Regions from separate parts of the Homo sapiens genome. Here region 2 is linked to region 1. A link is a loop called in an ENCODE intact Hi-C map of the cell type or tissue named here. Cell type or tissue: Calu3. All regions are shown on one strand. Each heading gives the region's core, and the rest is flanking DNA. Links, peaks and the distances in the headings are about the cores only. Region 1 overlaps S1PR3 (sphingosine-1-phosphate receptor 3). Region 2 holds the start of LOC124902202 (a long non-coding RNA gene).

Region 1 (12,560 bases), core at 4-2,503:
TCCGAGTCATGGTTAAAGCCCATCTCAGACACCAACACACCGCTCACAAATCAACATCGACCTGCGAAAACATGGACATGTGTTCGCCAAGAGAACATCCTCAATCAATCCCAGCAGTGCTACTTGATGATAATCAACACATGGGCCATGGAAGAAATTACCCCATGTCCATAAACAAGAATGAATAGAGGGTAGTGTATCTACCCACACCATGAGAGCAAGAATATTCAGCATGCAGGTGCATCTATGTGCATGACTCGTACAAGCATCATGGGGAGAGGAAAGCAATGGACACAATTGTATCCTGTAGGGTTTCATTCACGTGAAGGTCAGAAGCAGGCTAAACTCACCTAGGGGAGAGTCCTATCCCAGGTAGTGGTCATGCTTGGGGACAGGTGGTGACTAGGAGGGGCACAAGGAAGGCTGCAGGGTCCGGCCCATCTTGTTGCTGGCCTGGGTGCTGGTCTCACTGATCTCTGTGTGGTGGGGCAGGTCAGCCTCCCAGGCCTGCTGGTGCCTGCAGTGCCCAGCACTCCTGCCGTGCCTGGCAGTGTTAGTACCAATCCGCCAGAGTGACTGACTCCCCTCTTGCCCTGAGTAGGGCTTGCTGACTCCAGGAGCCTCAGGGCGGGGTGGGCTTTGAGCTTTCTTCTAGCAAACTTGAGGTCTGTGGCTGGTACCCCTCAGGAGCGGAGGGGAACTCTTGTCCATGAGATGCTTTTAACCGTGCGCAATAATGTGTAGACGCATCCAAAATCAATCTGGCCTTTAGCCCAGCACTTAACTCTTGGGATGAGGCCTGCTTTGTAAATGTTGATAATCCAGAGAAAATGAGCTTTTAGATTCCAAAGACAGCCAGATATCTTCCACTTATGCAAAATGCAGAGAATCATATTTAACAAAAGATGTTCTGGACAAATATGCTTCTTGAGGGATGAATATTTAATTATAAGGGAAATGATAAATCAAACATTAATGGGAAAATATGTTTGCCCTCAAGATTCATGATTTTGATGGGTCTCTGGCAAATCTTATACTATGTTTATTGGGGTTATTTTATTGCTGGTTATTAGTTTTTAATTGTTTGCTTGTTTTCTGCTCTGATCAATTTTTGTATAAGCCGTGGGTCTATTCACCCTCTTCTCTCCATTCCCGGGAGCAAGTCCACATCTGGCTGTTGGATGCATGGCAAAAGCAAAGGTGTGGAGAAGGTTCAGAGGAGACAGGACATGTATAAAATGGTAGGGTCAGGTTGTCATGGGGGAAACTGAGGCACAGGAGGCAAGCTGAGTTAGTACAAGAACAGTCTGAATCATAACGACATGCCAGTATTACCTAAAAGGATGAGGAACATGGAGCTGTACTTGAATCCCTACGTGAGCTGGGGAAAAGGGGCCTCAGGAATCACTGACATTGGAACCAAGGTTTGTCTGCAGCTTGTCGGTTTCTGGGACAGAAACCCAACATACTGGAGTGGGTATCCCAGCAATCTGTAGGATAAACCAGGACACTGTGGTGTCATGGATAGCTGGCTGTCTGCCAGGTGATGGCCCCTCTGGTTGCAATGTGAGCCGGGCAGGTCATCCATTTGGCAGCATGGTGAGGGCTCTGGCCCCAGTTGCTATGGGAGGGAGGATGCTGGCACAGGGCACTGTTCACAGACTGCCTTTGCTCCATGCCTTTTCCATGAGCATGAGTGGCTGTTCGTGTGGGAAACGGCAGAGCCCTCGCGGTCCCCATCAGCACTGTGCAGTGGTACCGGAGGTGGCAGGAGACAGCCTGATGGCCCAGGTTGTCTTCATACCCGGCTTCATGCCAGGGTGCATGCCGGGCATAGCACATGTGTCCCTGAGAGGCCCCTGATCAGGGGTGGAAACCCAGCAAAGTGAAAATCAGAAATAGTGATTCTCCAGTTCCTGTTCACAGATAAAGAAAGAAAGAAATAATAAGCAATACTAGGCCTGGTGTGGTAGTTCACACCTGTAATCCCAGCACTTTGGGAGGCCAAGGCAGGCAATCACTTGAGGTCAGGAGTTCAAGACCAGCCTGGCCAACATGGTGAAACCCCGTCTCTACTAAAAATACAAATATTAGCCGGGCATGGTGGCGGGCGCCTGTAGTCCCAGCTACTCAGGAGGCTGAGGCAGAAGAATCGCTTGAACCGGGGAGGCGGAGGGTGTGGTGAGCCGGGATCGCACCGCTGCACTCCAGCCTGGGTGACAGAATGAGACTCCATCCCAAAAACAAAACAAAACAAAACAAAAAACAAACAAAAACAACTAAAAGGACAGTATCTTTTTAGCACCCATCAGTGTACAGGATGCTGGGGAGGGTACTGTGAACTTACCCATGGTGAAAGTCCCTGTGTTAATGGATAAGCTCAATGCTCAGAAAATGCTGCTGACTGTGGTATTGCCCCATTTAAAGAGACAGTTTGCAGTACGTTTTCAGAAGTGGCATGCAGCCTCAGAGAAAAGTCACCAGGGGCTGGCATGATTCCAGAAAATGTTACAGAGCAAGTGGAATTTGACTTGAGGCTTGAAGGATGGGCAAGATTTAAATAAAATTCAGAAACGGTAGAGAGGGAGGGGCTGGGGGGAAGGCTGCCCACTGGACTGTCCTGTTTGCCTCCAGGAGAACCTACAGGCAAGACATGGTCTCTTCTCAGGTGAATGGGAAGCCAAGTAGGGCTGGCATGGGTGAGCCACAGCTCGAGGAGGCAGGCCCCGGGCCCTGCGCTGCCTGTCATGGCTCATGAGTGATGGGAGAGATCTGGGCAGGCAACCTCCTCTCATCCTGCATCATCAGCCTGGACTTGGAACTTGGCTGCTTTTTCTTTCTGCAGTTAGCAGAGGGCCTTGGCCAACACATAAGCCTTTCTGCCAGCACTTGGCATTCCAGCTGACCTCGACCCAAGGCCTCTGTGACTTCAGGAGGCGGCAGCTGGGAAGGGTCAGGGCAGTTCCAGGCAGAGCACAGACGTCAGCTCAGACATCCTACCCCCCGCCAACCCCCCGCCCCCGGGGTTTCCAGAGCAACCAACACCACCAAGCTCCAGGACACTGGAAAAAAAATCTTTGCAAAGAAGCAAGGGGCCATCTCAGAAAATCCAGGTCCCCCAAATTGATGTAGGGAGAGGAGGGCTTTGACAGCATTCAGCACTCCAGAGGGTCACGAGGATACAGAAACCATTTGGAGCCACCTCTGCTTCTCAGCCCCACCCAGGCAAGCCCTGGATCTTCAAGGGACTGATTTGTACCTGGGAATAAACTCATGCATGGATGAGATTCAGAGTCAATCACACCCTAAAATGCAGAGCCCATAGTATTGGTGAGTTGTTCATGTGTCTCTGAAGCAAATTTAGGGCTGTGGTTCAAACATCGTAAAAGTTAAAAAAAATTCACTGGATACACACAGTAGGCTCTTTTAAATTAGCCTCATTTGAACTTAATTACATATTTAAATACTCAAATAATAAATGATGGCTGGGTGCGGTGTCTCATGCCTGTAATCCCAGCACTTTGGGAGGCTGAGGCAGGCTGATCACTTGAGGTCAGGAGTTCGAGCCCAGCCTGGCCAACATGGTGAAACCCCGTCTCTACTAAAAATACAAAAATTAGCCATGCATGGTGGCGGGTGCCTGTAATCCCAGCTACTTGGGAGGCTGAGGCAGCAGAAGCACTTGAACCCAGGAGGCAGTGGTTGCAATGAGCCGAGATCGCACCACTGCATTCCAGCCTGGGTGACAGAGCAACACTGTGTCTCAAAAGAAAATTTTTTTTAATAAAAATAAAAAATAAAATAAAATAAGTGAGTCCACTGAAAGCGGTTTCTACCTTGATAGTTGGGTGTGTGGCGTCATCAACATCACAGAAGGCTGATCGATATTACCAGGTGTGGTTGAGTGCAAGTGTTTGAGGTCTCGTGGGGGAAGAGTTTGGAATTCAGAATCCATTGAGGCCTTCACTCACCACTTTCCCTCTCTCGCTGTGTTCCCAAATGTGCCACTTTTCTGTTGGCTCACATGCACCCATGCTCTATTTGATATTCAGGGCTCTGAATTTCAAGCCAGACTCAGTCAGTGTGATTGTCACTGCTTTCCTGTCCTTCCTTTATCATCTGTAGACTTGGGTCCCGTTTTTGCAGGTTGATGTTCTGTCTTCGCTGGGCTCTGGACTCACTGCTCACGAGTGCGGTGTCTGCATGGGCACTGCCCAGACATGCACTGTTGGTCCCTCGATGGCTGCATGGTCAGGCCTCAGGGCTCTCTGCCAGGCCGACCTACAGCCCATACAGACCTGATTTCTGGGCCTGGATCCAGGGGATGCCATCTGGGAAGTGCGGGATCTTCCCACGATGTCACTGTAAAACTCACCAGGGAGGTTTTAGAAATTGAACCGGCATCATTCAGATTCCATCCTGCTTTTTGGTCCTGAGAAAATCCTGCTTTTCCCTGAGTAACTGGGATAATGGGTCACCAGCTCCCATGCCCTAGATGAGGACTAGTTAGCATTTTCTAGTGCCTGGAGATTTCCAGATGGAAGCTGTACTTGGGTCTGTGTATCTTTGTTACAGGATTCAATAATTCATGCACTGAATTTCCCTTCCCGGCAACTCCAGACACCAAATCGCTTCCCATGGTGTCCCCCAATCACTTAGGAATTTAGCCTGTGTCTAAAGACCCTCTCTGCAGCCTGACGTGGCTAGCCATCCCAGTACTTCCACGTTTTTCATGCCTTTCTCCAACAGCGTTGCCGTGGCCCCTTAGGCGGCGATCGTTTTATCAATGGTCGCTCCCTCTTTTTATCTGTTGGCAGGAGCCCTTTTTCAACGCCCTCGCTGGAGTCTGGCCTGCACGCCTTGCTGAATGAAGCCGGAACCTCAGCCCCGCTTCCCTTTGAAATGAATGTTCCTGGGGCGCCCTCTCGTGGATTTTGGAGCTAATCGTCTGTGAATGCCAAGTGATGGCAACTGCCCTCCCGCCGCGTCTCCAGCCGGTGCGGGGGAACGAGACCCTGCGGGAGCATTACCAGTACGTGGGGAAGTTGGCGGGCAGGCTGAAGGAGGCCTCCGAGGGCAGCACGCTCACCACCGTGCTCTTCTTGGTCATCTGCAGCTTCATCGTCTTGGAGAACCTGATGGTTTTGATTGCCATCTGGAAAAACAATAAATTTCACAACCGCATGTACTTTTTCATTGGCAACCTGGCTCTCTGCGACCTGCTGGCCGGCATCGCTTACAAGGTCAACATTCTGATGTCTGGCAAGAAGACGTTCAGCCTGTCTCCCACGGTCTGGTTCCTCAGGGAGGGCAGTATGTTCGTGGCCCTTGGGGCGTCCACCTGCAGCTTACTGGCCATCGCCATCGAGCGGCACTTGACAATGATCAAAATGAGGCCTTACGACGCCAACAAGAGGCACCGCGTCTTCCTCCTGATCGGGATGTGCTGGCTCATTGCCTTCACGCTGGGCGCCCTGCCCATTCTGGGCTGGAACTGCCTGCACAATCTCCCTGACTGCTCTACCATCCTGCCCCTCTACTCCAAGAAGTACATTGCCTTCTGCATCAGCATCTTCACGGCCATCCTGGTGACCATCGTGATCCTCTACGCACGCATCTACTTCCTGGTGAAGTCCAGCAGCCGTAAGGTGGCCAACCACAACAACTCGGAGCGGTCCATGGCACTGCTGCGGACCGTGGTGATTGTGGTGAGCGTGTTCATCGCCTGCTGGTCCCCACTCTTCATCCTCTTCCTCATTGATGTGGCCTGCAGGGTGCAGGCGTGCCCCATCCTCTTCAAGGCTCAGTGGTTCATCGTGTTGGCTGTGCTCAACTCCGCCATGAACCCGGTCATCTACACGCTGGCCAGCAAGGAGATGCGGCGGGCCTTCTTCCGTCTGGTCTGCAACTGCCTGGTCAGGGGACGGGGGGCCCGCGCCTCACCCATCCAGCCTGCGCTCGACCCAAGCAGAAGTAAATCAAGCAGCAGCAACAATAGCAGCCACTCTCCGAAGGTCAAGGAAGACCTGCCCCACACAGCCCCCTCATCCTGCATCATGGACAAGAACGCAGCACTTCAGAATGGGATCTTCTGCAACTGATCGTCTCCATGCGCCCTGCTCTGCGGCTGTGTTCTTATTTATTGCATGCGTCGCTTCCACAGGGGCCCCTCAAGAGCTGTGACTCGGGAGAGCTACCTTACTTTGACCAACAGCCTGCCCAGTGTGGATGTCTCTTACAGAGGGGGCCCAAGGAATCACCACCCCGCTTCAGTGTAAACAACGTGCCTTGTCCACTTTGGGCTCCAGAGTCTTTCAGATGTACTAAGCTGCTGACATCATCCACTGCCTTCTGCTGCATCCTAGACACCCTCCCTGTTGTTCACAGAGAGGGAAGGTCGTGGGCCACACAATGCTGTGTGACCCTCTCCGTGTGCCTCTGAATGGTGTTTTGATGATTTTACACTACATTTCCTGTGCGTAGAATGGATGCTTGTATATTCGTACATCTCTATGTTACACAGAATTTGTGTTGCAGGTGTTTGCCATGTGGTACCTACATAGAATCTCCATACAACACACAGGTAACAGGTTATACAAGTGGATTCAGACTGAACCCCCAGTACAAGGACATTGTTTTGAACTAGGTGGACATGCCATCCCTGGTCTCCTTAGACTGACATGATTCTCATGTTAACCAAGTTTTAAAAGTTCAAATTCCCCAAAAAGGCTTGTCCAAGGCTGGCCCCAGATGTGTGGGTCTGACCCACACCAGCCCTGTGTCCTGTCCTTTCAGTCATTTGTCCCTGCGTAATTTTAATCGTATTCCAAAGCCCAATTATGTGATGGTTTTCAGGTTTCTGCAAATTACAGAAGAGCCAGCCAAGATCACCCAGGAGCTTGTGCCCCCAGATGGGCCAAAGAAAGAGCCTATGAAGGAGAAGCAGAAGCAGACGGCTGGCCTGGCTCACCTTCCCACGCCAGTGGGGCAGGGGTCTGCTTCAGGAAATGGAAGCTGTCCAGGAAATGAGCAGAGATTCACAAGACAGCACTTTGATTCTATGTTGAGTTTGTTTCTATATTAGAAAAGCAGCAAGTCAGTAATCCCCCGTGGCATCACAGCTAAGTAGCTGTGGCCACCGGCAGTTTCACAGCATCCTGAAAGCTGGCACTGATCGTGACTATCAGTGAAAGAAGTTTAATTTTCAGGTTAGAAAATGTGATCTGGCAGTTTATGCATTCTTCAGAGTAATGTAATAATACCTATGTGATGCTGTAATTTTACTTTTCAACATAAGTTGAACCCGTAGCAGTCTGTTTACCTTGTAAAGGGATTACTTAGAAGACATTTTTGTACATGCTCTTCCCCAAGGATTGTACGTATTATACAAATAGATGGAAAGAAAAGTGAACACGTTTGTAGAACTTTCATAAGCACACAGTTGCTGTGTTGAGTTCTCTTTAAAAACAAGGACAAAACCAACCAGCGTTCAAAGGAACCTCCCATCAGAGTCCCCTAAAGTATTTTAGGTTCAGTGAGCATTTGCCTGAATAAAACCTAAAAGAGTAGTCTTAACACATTACTAACTTTTTCTAAGAGAAATTGATTCCTGTTTTGTCATCTGATGCAATTTGCTCTTATAAAGAGACATTTTCATAGGTTCAGAGTAACTCACCTCCATGGGCTGACCAAAGGCTTTTCTAATTTTTGTTACTGATGAGATGAAACCTATTTGTAAGGAGATCTTCCCCAGGAGCATTTCTGTTGCCTTCTTGACATCAATGAAAAGTAGCATATTCTCTTATGAAATAGCATGAGAAAACACAGGGCATTTCTAGGACAGTAAAACGTTAAAGTACTGGATTAAGAAAACAACAACAGGCTGGGCGCAGTGGCTCACACCTGTAATCCCAGCACTTTGGGAGGCTGAGGCGGGTGGATCACCTGAGGTCAGGAGTTTGTGACCAGCCTGGCCAACATAGTGAAATCCTGTTTCTACTAAAAATACAAAAATTAGCTGGATGCGATAGCACGTGCCTGTAGTCCCAGCTACTCGGGAGGCTGAGGCTGGAGAGTTGCTCAAACCCGGGAGGCGGAGATTGCAGTGAGCCAAGATCGCACCGCTGCACTCCAGCCTGGGTGACAGAGCGACCCTCTGTCTCAAAAAATAATAATAATAATAAATAAAACAACAACAAAATGCATCAGAGAGCCAAAACATTCAGTATTGCATTTTCACATAGGTGATGAAATGACTTTGGAACTTTATCTGTGTTATAGTTATGAGTTGCTTTGGGAGACTTGGAGCTCTCTGTAGCTATTGTTCATAACACTTTGCTCCATAACCCTGATGTCCGCAGTATCTAAGTATCTCAGCCTTCATCCATTAACTCTACTAGGGAGCCCACAGCCACCATTTCCACTAGGAGGTATCAATATTTGTGGTATGACATAAGGCTCCCTTGAAATAACAAGACTTTTGAGCAATCTGAATTAAAAATACATCAAAAAAGTAATAGCGCTCATTTGCTAAATGCAAAAAATAATCACCTTTGATACCAATGTGCACCAATATGCCTAACTAGCTAGCCAGCTGGAGATAATTTACCAGGGAATGTTTCAAAGCCCTAACCTTGAAGTTTGGAAACAGGTGGTCTTCTATGCTGCAGAGAAACTATGCATTAGGTCTCTTTTCAATTAGAAACCTTTACTATTTCCAATGTATGTTTGTTAAAAATAATAATAATAAAACCAAAAGCCTTTGTGGAAACCCACTCTTCGTAGTCCATGTGATGGGATTGTTTTATCGTTTTCACCGGGTGCCCTCCCCACTGCAGGGGTGCGCACTGTTGTTGCAGGCTTGCTACCCACCTGTGTTTCTTAGCATTTCAGGAATTAAACCACATTCAGAACCCCAAATAACCTTTCCCCTTTCTTCTTACCCACTATCATAGGTGGTATTTTAATGAAGCGTCTGTGCCTTGGGTGCTATTTACACCAATTTTGGTAGGTCATACTATTTTGAGAATGGTCTTTTGATAGGGAGAAATTTCTAAGACCCATGGTAATAAAAGTGCAGCTCAAAGACATGGGACCTCTTGTCCTGCCCCATTTGCTGTTGTTTATGCAGCAGGAGAGAATAGGTCAGAACCAACCTTTGCACACTAGCTTTCTCCCACACAAACGGTCCATTTTAGCCTCTCTGTCCCACTTGCTATGTAAAGAGGAGGCCAGTGCTCGGCATAACTGTTCTGGTAGCGATGCTTGTTACAACTCATGATGAAATGTCCCAACGCAAGTGAGGACGCAGCTGCCCGCCCCAGAGCTAGAAGGTAAGGTGAGTTCTCTAGGAGTACATCTGCCCGGATGCATTTTCATTCCGCAGCCTTGATGAATGGGACGAGGCTTTGTTGTGACTGTTTTTTAAGCAGTCCCCCAGGGAATCACTGAAAATACCTACTTCTTAGAGAAAAGTTTCAAGCTCCCCTCCTCTCTTTTGTGAGGCAATACAAAATCCATCATCCAAATGAAAGATACTTTTCACAACAGCCTTTATTGCCTGCAGACTTACATGTATAGTCCTTTAAACAATTAACTGTTTAGAAAATGGTTGTTTCTCTCAACCCTTGAGCCAGTTATTCCACGCTGGTAAGACCCTTTCACAGAAATGTAACAAGGTGCATTTTATAGAAAACATCTAATTAAATCACCAGTTTCATGCTTTTAAGTTGTATCTACAAGTGCAAAACTGCAACACCCAAATGTTTTTAGTATCTAAGTCAGATATCCAAAAGTTAGCTCCATAATCAGAAATGCGCACACCACTGTTCTGATAATAAAGGCACATTTTCCAATAACCAATTATAACAAGAAGTGCAGCATTACCTAAATTGGGTGTGTCATCTTCCCCTCCTGGGTCACAGGATGACACCTGGGGATGCGATGCCGTGCCTGCACTTGGCGATCCCAGGAGCACAGAAATGCACCAGACAGATCATGAAGGGCTAATGCTTGGAAACCACACCATTTCCTGACAGAGTGAAGGAATCCCTGTGGATTTATCAAAAGGGAGGAGGGAATTTAAGCTAATTCTCTTCACCTGCTGTATTCTCAAATCTCCAAAACACCAGATAACTTAGGTTTTTTCATTTGTCATAGAACAAAGATTAGAGAACTTGAAATTCGTTTTGCATTTCCACTCCTCAGGGATGTCAAAAAAGCCAGTTCTGTTCCAGCACAAAGTAGAAAGTGGTGAATTGGCAATACGCCAAGACATAGACTGTTACAGTAATTCTTTTTGTTTCACAAAAGTTAATGGAAACAAAACAACTTTCAGATAATATTCATTTGTCAGTATGTATAATTTGCCATCCAAATGCTTTTTAAAAAGTTATTATCTTATTATTACACATTAAATTTACATGGAGTTGTCTCCTAATCCTGGGATTTTAACACCAAATGTTTAATTCTGAATACAAAGAAACATTCACATACTTAATTTTACAATATTCTGGAACAAGTTATATTCAAAAGTCAAATGAACAGAGAACATTCCACTTGCAACCAACACATAGCTGTTAACAAAATTAACCCCATTAATATTTAAAGACGGATTTATCCATTAATGCCTGTTTTAATTGTCACTTGATTTTGATGGTTAGAAACTTTGGTTATGGTAAAAATGATCACATGAGTGGGAATTCATTACCTCAAAGCTCAGGACCACAGCTCCCCATGTGCATGTTTTTCTGTCTGCAGTATTTCAAGGTGAGACAACAAAATAGACACCTAAAATTGTATGAGATTTTATTCCTGGTGCTTTTTCAGCGAGAACCATTTTTCCAGACCTAGGGAAGGAGCCTGTGTGTTTTTGGCCTGAAGGATTCATCAATTCAGAGCATCTGTGACAGCCAGGAGGAGGAAAGAAGGGAGGCTGGGATCACCTCCCGCCCCTTCTAGCATCTCTACTGAGAGTGACAACTCCAGGCTGTCCACCCCCATCCTGAGCCTTCCACACTCTTCTCCGTGCCACTAACACTCAGTATCTGACGCCTGCAGTGCGAAGCCTCCAGAGTCCCCAGACTGACCTGGGCACTCCACCCTTGCTGGTTCTACTTTACTTGGACACACGGGTACCTTAAGGCTTGTCACACTCCAACACCTTTGTGTGTGTGTGTCTTTATTTCTTTCTAGGTTATAAACTCAGGCAGAGGCCTCATACATTCACTTCTCTATCCCACCATCCCAGTACAGGGCCAGCCACATATTAACTAATGCACAAATGAGGCCAAGAAACTGGCTAGAAATCCCAAGAAACTGTGCCAAGTATATGCAGCTGCACCTGGGAATACACGAAAGCATGACATCACGAGCACAGCCTCCTCCACCACACCTTCCCTTTCTCCTCCTTCCCTGCTGGCCTCAGACAGCTATGCATGGCTGCATGAAGGAAGATCTAAATCTGGACTTGTTTTATCCTCCCCTTCCCTTCTTCTCACCTTTATTCTGCCTCCACCTTCTTCTTTCTTTGTCTTCCCCCACTGGCTTCTCTGTCATTTCCCACAGTGGGTTCCCCCAATCCCTGTGGTCCTCATGTCCTGTTCTTGTTCTCTTTGTGCTGGATCTCACATCCTACAGCATCCAGGACCATCCTCCATGGCTGATGCCACAGCCTGCCAATTCCCAAATTCTTCACGTTTGTTTGACTTCCTACTTAGCTGTAAAACCAAAGCCCAGGGAGGAGTCCCAAGGTGCACAACACAGAGCCAATCTGCGTGTGTACAGAGATGCAGATCCGTTTTTAATCAATGTAAGTATATGCGTATATGTATATACATATGCAATTCACATTCACAAGTCCTGGTATAAAGTTGCAATTTTTCTGGCTGCTATAAAATGTGCCAGTTTTAAAACTGTGCATTTGTTGCTTGCAAACTTATAAATATGTATAAACCCCATTATAAATAAATTATGGCTGGCAGATGGCATTTAAGCTGCCAGCAATGGTTGCATGGAGTTATAAATGCTTATTAATTCTCCACTTTTAAATTCACAGCACGGACCCTGGGATCTGTGACATGAAGTGGTGTGAAAGCATAATTATAAATTAGAGGGGGGAAAGCCATCAATAAGAGACAGGTAAGGGCTGGAAACTCTCACTAGTGAGTGGTTCTCAAAGTCAAGACTTCAGAGCAGCTGCACCAGCATCACCTCGAGATTTTTTGAAATGCAAATTCCCGGGCCCCACTCCAGACCTAGGGAGTCAGGAACTTGGCGGGGCCAGGGGGGTGGAAGGGCCTGCAATCTTTGTCTGAACCAGCTCACAGGGTGGTTCTGATGCCTGCCTTCCACTCGAAGTCTGCTTGTCACGAACGCCTGTCTCAGCTCAGGGACATCCCCGGCTTAGGAAGTATGCTCAGGTGTGTGCAGGGCCAGTCAGAAATTGTTTCCAGAAACAGCCTTTCATAAGTGATAGACTTGGTGAATAAATACCCCAGCTGTCTCCCCGCCTTGCTGGGTGAACTCTGGGGTGTCAGCTCTGTCTCTCGGGGTTCCCCGGT
Region 2 (12,560 bases), core at 4,394-6,893, 890 kb before region 1:
CTCTGGAAAAGAAAATGCAAGTGAAAACATGTTGGTGCTCCGGAACTTCAGCAGGTGGATACTGCTACAGTCTCATGCGAAGGTGGGTATTTGGCAAGCACTTAGTTACTTTTTTTTTTTTTTTTTTTTTGAGACGAAGTTTTGCTCTTGTTGCCTAGGCTGGAGTGCAATGGCACGAACTCAGCTCACTGCAACCTCCGCCTCCCAGGTTCAAGTGATTCTCCTACTTCAGCCTCCTGAGTAGCTAGGATTATAGGCACCCACCACCACATCCGGCTAATTTTTTATATTTTTAGTAGAGATGGGGTTTCTCCATGTTGGCCAGGCTGGTCTTGAACTCCTGACCTTAGGTGATCCACCCACTTTGGCCTCCCAAAGTGCTGGGATTACAGGCATGAGCCACTGTGCCTGGCCCTTAATGACTTTTTTAATGCGTCCCTAGGGGTTATTTTGAAGAAAAAAAAATTTAATTAACAACATAACAGAATTAGTTTAATAAGTGAATTGTTATTAACATCTGTCTTCTCTTTTTAGTTAAACAAGAACACATATTGATCTTTCAAAACTTTTAATGTGATGAATAAGACCTATAAAATAATATAATTCAATCAATGCATTTAATACCTCCTCTAACAATAACCATTTGTATTTCTTTGCACATAAGGAATACTTTTAATCTGGAAGTATCAAAATATTCAAGTCAGTTGCTCAACAAAAGAATATTTCATAAGAAACTATAGGGAAGGGAAAACTGTTATTTTTTTCCTCTGCTCATCTTAGGTTCATTGAATGGGGTCCTGCAAATTAGACTGATAAAAGACAGATTAGCAAGAGGAAAACGAAGAGAAGTTTGTTAACATATGCACCATGTATTCACATGGGAGCACTCAGAGATGAGTAACTCAAAGGAGTGGTTCCATCGTGGGTTTATGTGGCATCTTCATAAAGAACAATACATTTGCAGAGAAGTAATAAGACAAAGGAAAAAAACCTTTGAGTTTCTAGGGATGGCCAATCACGAGGGGGTAAATCTACAGGGAAGCTAATGGACAGTAAGTGCTAGTTAGCGGGGTTTGTTTGTCTAGGCTCTTTCTGGGTGCCATCTCATCTCCAGTGATAAGGTCATTATTCCCTTCTTGACACAGGAATGGGGAGGGACTTCTTTTCAAGGGGAATTTGTATTTTACTTTTCAGGCATAGAGAGGGAGGGCAAAGGGCTCATCCTGTGTCTGCTTTTTCTCAACTGCCTTTAGCTCAGAATAAATCCAATGCTACAGTGGCATGTTTTGGAGCATCATACTCTGAACCCCCAAACTCTGAACCCCTTCAAAAGCATACATTTTTTACTTTCTGCTAATGCTTATAGCTGAAGTAGTGTCAGCAATTAAACTCTTAGATCTAAGTATGCAATCTCCATCAATTTACCCGATGACTTTTTAGAAGTTGATGTCTGGGCCGGACGCAGTGGCTCACGCCTGTAATCCCAGAACTTTGGGAGGCTGAGGCGGGTGGATCACCTGATGTCAGCAGTTCAAGACCAGCCTGGCCAACATGGCGAAACCCTGTCTATTAAAAATACAAAAACTAGCTGGGCGTAGTGGCACATGCCTGTAATCCCAGCTACTCAGGAGGCTGAGGCAGGAGAATCACTTGAACCCAGGAGTCAGAGGTTGCAGTGAGCCGAGATTGTGCCATTGTACTCCAGCCCGGGCAACAGAGTGAGGCTCTGTCTCAAAAAAAAAAAAAAAGAAATTGATGTCTATTATCCAAGACAGCATGAATCCAAACTCAGTGTTTTTTTTTTTAGAAAAATCAGAATCTATTTTTAGTATGAACCTTCTCAGTTTTTACATGTTGACAATTATTTGCCTTTTTTCAAAAGCACAGTGCATGACAAAACTAAATGAGGCTCAATATGCAGTGTTCCCTTTATCTCTTCTCACTGCAGCTGAAGTGGGACAGAAAGATGAGCGACTGCTGCCCAGAAGCCTCACCTATCCATGGAGTCCCAGGAAGCTTAGAGGAAGGGCCCCTGACCATGGCTTATCTGGGAAGCTGATGACATAGCTGGAGATTCTCCGGTTATCCTTCTGGCCAGCCTCATAACAGGATAGATTTTCTTCATATAATTTTAGGAACTTCATGTAATTTTAGGTCATCAGCTTAAACCTGAGCTTGATGAAAGCTTTCTGAAGTGGTTCATAAAATACCTGTAAAAATATAAAGTATATAAAGCACCATGGTGCTGCTCAGAGAATCTGCATCCTGGATACACTTAGATGCTGGTTGGGGCAGGCAGCTCCACATAGACAGCACAGCACTGACAGCTGCATGCTCCGTGAGTCCTTCCATCTTCCATCTTCCTCCTCTTTCCTCATATTTCCACGTGCATCAGAGGTTCAGAGGTTCTTTTTTTTTTTTGGAGTCTCGGTCTGTCCCCCAGGCTGGAGTGCAATGGCACAATCTGGGCTCACTGCAACCTTTGTCTCCCGGGTTCAAGTGATTCTCCTGCCTCAGCCTCCCAAGTAGCTGGAATTATAGGTGCGCACTACCGCACCCTGCTAATTTTTGTATTTTTAGCAGAGACGGGGTTTTACCATGTTGGCCAGGGTGGTCTTGAACTCCTGACCTCAGGTGATCTGCCCACCTCGGCCTCCCAAATTACTGGGATTACAGGCGTGAGCCATCGAGCCCAGCCCAATTAAAAAAAATTTTTTTAAATAGAAACAGGGTCTCACTTTGTTGCCCAGGCAGGTCTCAAACTCCTAAGCTCAAGCAATCCTCTTTCCCCAGCTTCCCAAAGTGTTGAGATTACAGGTGTGAGCCACCACACCTGGCCTCATAATACACAGTGTTTTTGAGATTTATCAGTGTTGTTGTATGTATCATAGTTAATGATTTTTATTGCTCAGTGGTATTTTATTGTATCAACACACTCTAGTCAGTTTATCCATTTCAGTAGATATTTGGGTTGGTAGATATTTGAGTTGTTTCTGACATTGGTGTTTTTCAGTGCATAGTATGGAAAAGACTGATGTAGCAGAATTTTACAGAAACACGCACATGCACACACAGAAACCGCAGTAGTTTGTAACATGGTTCCCAATGGAAACTGATGAGAAGGATGGTTTTTTCAGTATTCTCCATATAGATACACAACAAGAGAGATCTGTAGTCATCTTTGCAGTGGTCTGTTACCCAGGGAGATATTTTATGCGGAAGAGTAGTTTTTTTTTTTTTAGACGGAGTCTGTCGCCCAGGCAGGAGTGCAGTGGCATGGTCTTGGCTCACTGCAACCTCTGCCTCTAGGGTTCAAGCAATTCTGCTGCCTCAGCCTCCCAAGTAGCTGGGATTACAGGCACGTACCACCACGCCTTATAACTGGGGCCAGAAGTTTGAGAACAGCCTGGCCAACGTGGTGAAACCCCATCTCTACTATAAATACAAAAATTAGCTGGGTGTGGTGGCGGGTGCCTCTAATCCCAGCCACTCCGGAGGCTGAGGTAGGAGAATCGCTTGAATCCGGGAGGCAGAGGTTGCAATGAGCTGAGATTGTGCCATTGCACTCCAGCCTGGGCAACAAGAGCCACATTCCACCTCAATAAAAAATTAATAAAATAAGATAAATAAACAAATAATACATGGAAGACAAAATAGAGAAAACTCAATAAAATTACAAATTGGTTTTTTGAAAAGATCAAAATTGATGAATCCTTAGACTAAGAAAAAAAGAGAAAAGGCTTAAATAATTAAAATCAGACGTGAAAGAGGAGACATTACAACTAATGCCACAGAAATAAAAACAATTATGAGAGACTACTATGAATAATTATAAACCAACAAAATGGATAATCTTGGTAGCTTACAAACACGCAATCTACCAAGTCTGAATCATAAAGAAATAGAAAATCTAAAGAGACCTAAAACTAGTAAGGAGATTGAATCAATAATCAAAAACCTCTCAACAAAGAAAAGCCCAGGACCAGATGACTTCACTGGAGAATTCTACCAAATATTTAAGGAAGAATTAATACCAATCCTCCTAAAACTCTTTCAAAAAATTAAAGAGGAGGGAGGGAACACTCCCAAACTCATATTTATGAGTGCAGCACTACCCTTATACCAAAGCCAAAGATACTACAAGAAAACTGCAGACCAATATCTTTAATGAGTATTGATGCAAAAATCATCAACAAAATACCAGCAAACTGAATTCAACAGCACATTAAAAGGATTACACGTCATGACCAAATGGGATTTATTCCTAGAATGCAATGTTGGTTCAAAATGCAAAAGTAAATCGACATCCAAAACCAGACTCTTGTTCTTGTCCCCAAACCTGCTTTCCAGCAGGATTCTCAGTCTCAGAAAGTGGCACCGCCATTCACGCTACTGCTCAGGCGAAACCTCTGCATCATCGACATCTGTGTTTGTTTCACACTCAATATTTAACCTGCTCGCAAATCCTTTCAGCGTTCTCTTCACATATATCCAAAACCCAGAATCTCTTCCCTTCGCCTCCATTGCTAGCCCTCAGGATGGCATCATTGTCTACTCTTCTGCTCTTGGCTATTTGCGTAACAGACAGAGTAATTCTTTCAAAATCTGAATGTGATTGTGATACTCTTCTGCTCAAAACTGCCCAGTAGCTTCCCATCACACTTAGAAAAATTCGGGGTCCTCACTGTGGCCAACATAATGTTCCATGACCTGGTCATGGCTTCCACTTCAGCCCCCATCAGCAACGCCTCACTCCCTCATTCTACTTTCGGGCACCACCTCCTCCCACAGCCTGGAAAATGCCCCATGTGCTTCTACTTCAGGACCTTTGTATTTGCTGTTCCCTCTGCTGAATGATCCTCCTAGATCTCCACATTTGCTGATCCTAGGCCTGAAAATTTCCTCCCAGACATCTACATGGCTCAATGCCTACACTACATTCAGAAATAGCTAGCAGAAAGGTCTTTCATGACCACCCTGTATAAAACAGCACCCCATCAGTATCTCTGCATTTTATATGTTAAATTTTTCTTTGATATCATCCCCTGATGTTACTTATTGTACCTATCATTTTATTTATTTATTTATTTTTGAGACGGAGTTTCGTTCTGTCTCCGGCTGGAGTGCAGTGGCGCGATCTCGGCTCACTGCAACCTCCGCCTCCCACGTTCAAGTGATTCTCCTGCCTCAGCCTCCTGAGTAGCTGGGATTACAGGTATGAGCCACCATGCCCGGCTAATTTTTGTATTTTTAATAGAGACGGGGTTTAGCCATGTTGGCCAGGCTGGTCTTGAACCCCTGACCTCAGGCGATCTACCCGCCTCGGCCTCCCAAAGTGTTGGGATTATAGGCGTGAACCACTGTGCCCAGCCTAATGTACCCATTATTAAGTGAGACTATAGGGTACAGAAAATACATTTTGCCTGTGTCGATATATTTCTGTAGTGTCTGAAAAAAAAGTGCCTGACGCTTAGTATATGCCGGACCAATTACTTTAATGAGAGGATGGCTTTCTCTTTCCCATCTTTTACCACACTGGGCGTGGACTAAGCAAACGGGGGAAAATGCAGTAGTCAGAGGCAGCAGCAGATGGCACTGTAAAGAAAGGTGAGCATTAGATTTTGGACAAAATTGAGTAGTCTGTAGAAACCACGTGTAAAAAGCAAATGAGGCTTGCTGTAAGACATCACCATTCCCCTAGCCAGTCTCTCACCCTTAAACTGCAGGAAATCCTGGTGTGAAAGGTTAGTGCCAGTGACCAGGAAAGCTGAGCCGCTCAATTTCCCATAACCACATCAAAGCAGGGGCATGGTTAATAATATTATCAACCTTTCTTACCTTGATGCTCTATAAGGAAATAGCTAACACATGTTAATAAGAGTTGCCTTGAAAAGATCTTGTCCTAAGAATGCTGCAAAGCCCCTGTGAATGTGGAAATGGAGCGAGAGGATGGTGCAGGCATTTTGGCAGCATAGGTACCTTAGAGTCCTTCTTAAAAATGAAGGTGTTGACATCTTGATTCAGTTTTGAAAACTTTTTATGGTTAGTCTCCTTTGGGGATAAGTGAAAAGAGTGTGTTTTTGGGATAAGACTCTTTTCCTTTGTAAAGCCATTGTTTTAGAGTATCTGGAAACAATTCTGTGTGCTTTTTCCAGGTGGGAAACAATGGGGTGAGGGGTGGGGGTCATGCACAAACACTTATTTTTTAAAAGACTCCCCTCGCATGCAACACTTCTTGGGAAGCCACTGCATAGTTTTCTCCAAAAAAAGTGAATGTGTAAAGCAACAAAAAGAAATACACTGGAGCTAAGAAAAAAGGATTTGGAAAGAGAGTCAAATCCTCATTTTCATACTAAAACACAGTAAATGATATCTGAGATAGAATAATCAAGAAATAGCAATATAAGTATGTTATTTAGCAATATGGAGACTAAGACCAAGAGAACCAGCTAAGAGAGCTAAAATTACTACTTTGCTGTGGTGGCCAAGTGTCCAGGCTTGCTCAGGACTGTCAGTCCCACACTCTGGAAAAGTCCTCAGTCCTAGGATACAAGACATCTCAGTTTTTCATGATGGATGAGGAAAGTTGAGGGAAAAGTACAAAACTCATAGAGCATCCTAAAAAATAGGGGCTGAGTACAGCACAGATCCCCTGCTACCATGGCCATTGCCCACTGATGTTGGCACCCACGACTTGGGGTTCCCTGCAATGGGGCATTAAGTGAGGAGCGAGTGAGGTGACTGATGTGACTTAAGGGTACAGCAGTTCAGGGAAGTATTAAGAAAAATGAAACAGAAAGAGTAAAAATATCCCACTGTCTCATGGTACAGAAAAAAGATGTCATTGTTGTTTTCAACTAAATATAGGTAGTCTCTCTTTAGTTAGTCCTATTGTACATTCTCCTTGTTAAAACATTCACATGTATCTTGAGAATACACAATTATATGACCTACAAAATTTATTAAATGTAATAAAGAGTAAAATAAGTTGTCAGAGAATAAAAAAATTATGAAAATATTGTTATATTTTCCTCACACATATTTTTTGTTTAATCAGCCCTACTACTAATTGCCACTGTTAACTAGTTCTATTGTTTTTGTTTAAATAATAAATTCATCATTTCACTTTGTTTAAATGATAGCATTTATGTAACAGAAAAGTAAATAATATGTATCATTTCAAATAAACACCAATTTTTCTCATCTTACATAACATAAAGTTTAAGTAACCCAGGTTAGCACTCTAATAATCTGGTTGCCCTCATCTGGGGAGGGAACAGAGGGACAGGAGAAATGGGAGATAACTTGTTTTCCTTTTCTAGTATGTATATAAATTATTTCATTTAAACTTAAAAATTTTAAGTGTACCATGGTTTAAGAAGGAAAATCTCTAGAACTGTTGTCACTAAAAGTACTGTATACTTCAAAATATGAAAAACGCAGACAAAGTGAGTTAAAATGAATTTGCTGAAAGACTAAGATGAAGGTAGTAGTCAAAGCTAGAAAATAAAAATAGAGTCTGCTGAAATAAGGAGAGGAAAGGATTAGTAAATATAAGAACAGAAATCAGAGAAAGAGAAACCAACAAACCAAGCGGACAAACCAAAATGAAAGACGATTCTTTAAAATGACTGATTAACTCATGGGAAAATCTGACATGAAAATTAATTAGCTGATAAACTAAAAATTGATACATTTGACTTAAAGTTAAAAAATTGAGTACTACAGAAGACATGCTAGACAAACTAAATATAGGAGACATATTGAGAGGTGAAGGGAGCAGGACTTCCTGGGTTGAGTGGGGACTTGGAGAACTTTTCTGTAGCTAGCTAGAAGTTTGTAAAATGCACCAATCAGTGCTCCGTAAAAATGCACCAATCAGTGCTCAGTAGCTAGCTAGAGGTTTGTAAACTGGACCAATCATCACCCTGTAAAATGGACCAATCAGCACTCTGTAAAATGGACCAATCAGCAGGACATGGGCGTGGAAAATAAGGGAATAAAAGCTCGGCCACCCCAGCCAGTAGTTGTAATCCAGTCCCCTTCCACCCTCTGGACTGTTTGTTCTTTTGCTCCTCACAATAAATTTTGCTGCTGCTCTCTCTTTGGGTCAGTGCCACCTTTAAGAGTTGTAACACTCACCATGAAGGTCCACGGCTTCATTCTTGAAGTCAGTGAGATCACGAACCCACCCAAAGGAACCAACTCCGGATGCAATATCGAGAAATAGATTTGCAACAGCAACAATAAGCAAAAGCTTGGTATAAAAAGATCTGAAGAATTCTTACACATCAATTGGACAAAAGCAGTCCAACGGACAAAACAGACATTTTAATCTTAAAAGAAGAAAACTCATGGCTCAATAATTGAATAGACATTAAACCTCACTAATAATTGGGGAAATACAAAATGAAACAAAAGGAGATCCATTCAAACTCATAAGACTAGCAAAGTATTTTAAAGGAATTTAGTATATCAAATGATGTCTGGAATATGAAAAAGCAGAAATTCTCATTTTGCTAGTGGAAGAACCACTCAAAAGAGTAGTTTGGCAACATATAGAGGAGTTAGAAACATCTTTTCCTTATGACCAAGAAAACACCTGAAAAAAAACTTGCACATGTGTACCAAAAGATGTGCACAAAAATGTGTTCATAGCAGCAGTGCTATTCATAAGAGGGAAAAGCCCCAGGGACATGCAAAAATGTCTAAAAGAAGAAACAGATGAATAAATTATAGTCATATAGTAGAATATTTCAGTAAATAAGAGAAATGATCCAGAACCATGTGTATCAACATGCATACATTTTACACAAATAAAATGGATAAAAATGTTTCAAAATGAAACATAAGGTGTGATACCATTTATGTAAATTTTAAAGTAAATTTTAATTGAAATAATGGTATAAATATTAAACCGTGCAAAATAATATTTTGCAAACAGAATAAGGCTAAAAAAATACCAAATTCAGAGTAGTGGCAGCTTCTGGGGATTGATGTAGGGGAATGAGGCTTAGAAAATTAAAAATAGAGATTTCAACGTTCTCTCCAATGGTTTTATGTTCTTTGATAAATGTGTCCGAAATGAAATGTCTAGATTTGTTTTTCTGTGTAATAAGTACAAAAGTATTTATGACATTATTCTCTGTATCTTTATTCTCTGTATCTCCCTATAATTTTTAATTATAATTTAATTAAAAATTAATTAATTATAATATAATTTTTAATTATAATTTAATTAAAAATTAATTATAATTTAATTTTTAATTACAGGTGTGAGCCACCGCACCCAGCCCCAAATTATTTTCAATGCCACTTTGGTCATATATAAAATTTCCTTATGATTGTGATTCTGTTCCTTAGCCTCTATTCTCTTCTCTTATACAACCACTATCTTTGCTCTATTATCACCTATCAAATTTATTATAAACTTAAATCATGCCCTCTCTGTGCTAATTTTTGCCTTGTTCTCCTTCAAAATTGTCTTGGCTATGTTTGGCCCTCTTATCTTTCATATAAAATTTAAGATATTTTTGGAATTTCCATAAAAATGTCATTATTTTGACAGAAATTGTATTGCATATATGATCATATTTGAAAACCAAAATCTTTATGTTACTGTCTTCCCATCCATGATCATCTATCATAACTTTATTGTTTTTCTTTTAATACCTCTGACTAAAGTGTTATATATTTTGAACAGTCTAAATTTATCATGCCATGTATATAATAGATTGATCATGTGTTTGTTATTCTAAGTATCTTTTTAAAAATCTACTTAATGTAACTTTTTGCTGGTATATAAAAATGCAACTGATTATTCCTGGTATGTTTTCCTCTGACTACTTTTAAGATCCTCATTGTCTTTAGTCCTCCCCATCTTATTATGTTTTTTTTGAGACTGAGTCTTGCTTTGTCACCCAGGCTGGGGTGCGGTGGCGTGATTTTGGGTCACTGCAACCTCTGCCTCCCAGGTTCAAGTGATTCTTGTGCCTCAGCCTCCTGAGTAGCTGGGATTACAGGTGTGTACCACCATGCCTGGCTAATTTTTGTATTTTTAGTAGAGATGGGGTTTCACCATGTTGGCCAGGCTGGTCTCGAGCTCCTAATCTCAAGTAATCAGCCTGCCTTGGCCTCCCAAAGTGTGAGATTATGGGCATGAGCCACCATGCCCGGCCTAAGATGTGTGCTTTTTATTTCACGTTTTTAATATGTTTTTGTGCCCTATGTTCTTAATACACTCTGAAGCACTGTCAGTCTTCATCTCACACCTAGAGTTGCTCTGTTTTCCCAGGCTCCTCGTTTTTTCCCTCAAAGCTACTCCTTTTCCTTTGCTATCTATCATTTATACAATGTCCAGAGTGAGATTTTTAAAATGCAATTCAGATAATATCATGCCCCTGCTTAAAAGCCTGGGAACGATTTCCTTTGCATTTAGGGTTCTTAAAAAAATCTTTATAGTAGCTGACGAGGCCCAGCCAATGTCCACACCCTTTCTTTGGCATCCTCCTTTGTTTTGTGATTTAGTCCCACTGACCTCCTTCAAATTCTTTCCAAAAAATTCCGGTCAGGCCATTCACTCTCTGGTCTGTTTGGGCCACTGCTCCTCACTCACCGTACCTGCCTCATTTGTCTTTATTCTTCATGTTGGAGCTAAAGTATAACTTTCTTAGGTGACTTTCTCCATGGAACCTACTATTATAATTCACTGTCCTTGTTAAACTCCACATAACACCCTGTTTTTCCTTTATAGAACCTACTGCATATTGTGATTATATGTATATTTGTGATTACTAATTTGTTTCTTTCTCCTTCCTTACCACAAATCTTAAGACAAAAATTAGCCTTTTAAGGCCAGGCATAATGGTTCATGCCCGTAATCCCAGCACTTTGGGAGGCTGAGGCGTGCCGATTATGAGGCCAGGAGATCGAGACCATCCTGGCTAACGCGGTGAAACCCCGTCTCTACTAAAAATACAAAAACATTGGCCGGGTGTGGTGGCAGGCGCCTGTAGTCCCAGCTACTCAGGAGGCCGAGGCAGGAAAATGGCGTGAACCCAGGAGGCAGAGCTTCCAGTGAGTCGAGACCGTGCCACTGCACTCCAACCTGGGCGACAGAGCGAGAGTCCGTCTAAAAAAAATTAAATTAAATTAAAATTTTTTAAAAATGAAGAAACAACCAGAGAATGGAAGCAAGTATTTGCAAACTATGCATCAGACAATGGGTTCATCCACAAAATATATAAAGAATTCAAACTACTCAAAAGAAAAAATACAAACGATCTTATTAAAAAAATCTACCCAAAACCTTTGTCCCCCACCATCATTTCCCTACACCTTCTTTTCCCGACCACCTTTGACCCCCTCCCTCTGGCCACCCTTTTTCTTCCTCCATCTGCCCCCAAACTTCTTCACCATTTTTCTCCACCATCATTTCGCAAAGCCTTCTCTACTCTCCTGCTCAACACCCTTTTCCCCATCCACCGACCCAAACCCTTTCCCCACTGTTTCTTCCCACCGTCTTTTCCTCTTATCCCTGGCCACCCTCTTTTTACCCTTCCCGCATCACACTCTTTTGCTCCTTCATCTAAGCAAAAACATTTTCCCCCGCCTTTTCCCAAAACCTTCTCCCCACTCCTGCTGCTCACCACCGTCTTTTCCCCCTTCATCCACCCAAAAACTGTGTTCTTCATCGTCTTTCCCCCCGTTCCTCCTTGCCATTTCTCTTTCCCTTCTCCATCTACCCAAAAACATTTCCCCCATCTTTTCACAAAGCCTTCTCCCCACTGCTGCTCATCTTCCTCTTTCCCCCCTCCATCCACCCCCCAAAACTTTCCCCACCATCTTTTCAAAGTCTCCCCCCTTTACCACTCGTGCTCTTCTTTCCCCAATCCTGCTTGCCATCCTCTTTTTTGTCCTGTATCTACCCCAAACTATTTTCCCGTCGTTTTCCCAACCCTCTAATCCCTGCTCCCTCTCCCCACCCTCTTTCCTCCTCCTCGTCACTCTCTCCCCCCTCCATCTATCGAAACACTTTTTACCCACCGGCTTTCTGCAAAACCTTCCCTCCCTCCCGCTCCCCACCCTGTTTTTCTGCCTCCATGTACCCAAAAACTTTTTTCCCCACCATCTTTTCGCCGCCATCTTTTTGCAACCCCTTCTCCTGCTATCCTTTTTTTCCCCTTGGCATTAACTACCCTCTTTACCCCCCTCCAACTATCCCAAAACTGTTTTCCTTCTTCTACCTCTCCAGCCGCGCCATCTCCATCGCTGCCAACAACCGCAGCGAGGCAAGCCACGCTCCCGCGTCTCCAGCCTCCAGCATACGGCCAGTGACTCCCGATTCCTAGTCCTCTACGCCGGGATGCGACCACCTCGACACGTCAGTACGGGAACCTGAAAAGACCAGATTTCTTTTCAGCATCATTTATATACTGCCGTTATGCCCACGGAGGATCCTGGACTGCATGTTTTGATTGGATGAGAAAAAAACCTCCAGGCTTACTCTGATTGGACTTCATGATCATGTTCTGATTGGATGAGAGCAAGTCTTAACAACC

Evidence for each region. A loop is a pair of places that touch in the nucleus more often than their neighbours do. Peaks named below come from ENCODE experiments on the same cell type or tissue, not always from the same donor. Only the 100,000 strongest peaks of a DNase experiment are listed, where the experiment ranks them.
Region 2: a loop joins it to region 1, with 15 times the contacts of the local background. A loop is called at or near these places in 6 of 110 quality-filtered maps.

The regions. Positions count from the first base shown.
Region 1 is chr9:88,996,237-89,008,796 of GRCh38, forward strand. S1PR3 (sphingosine-1-phosphate receptor 3) reads left to right here. Exons shown (of 2, transcript NM_005226.4): 2 at 4,818-8,919. The coding sequence starts at 4,965. The coding sequence ends at 6,101. It overlaps SHC3 (SHC adaptor protein 3), which reads right to left. Exons shown (of 12, transcript NM_016848.6): 12 at 9,535-12,560. It overlaps LOC124902206, which reads left to right and starts at 11,282. Exons shown (of 1, transcript XM_047424308.1): 1 at 11,282-11,941. The coding sequence starts at 11,282. The coding sequence ends at 11,941. RefSeq lists enhancers at 2,310-2,811, 2,812-3,311. In Calu3, for the core only: no CTCF peak of the experiment used is centred there; no DNase peak of the experiment used is centred there.
Region 2 is chr9:88,101,009-88,113,568 of GRCh38, forward strand. LOC124902202 (a long non-coding RNA gene) reads right to left here and starts at 12,456. Exons shown (of 2, transcript XR_007061649.1): 1 at 12,246-12,456; 2 at 5,477-5,595. In Calu3, for the core only: no CTCF peak of the experiment used is centred there; a DNase peak (open chromatin) is centred at 5,573.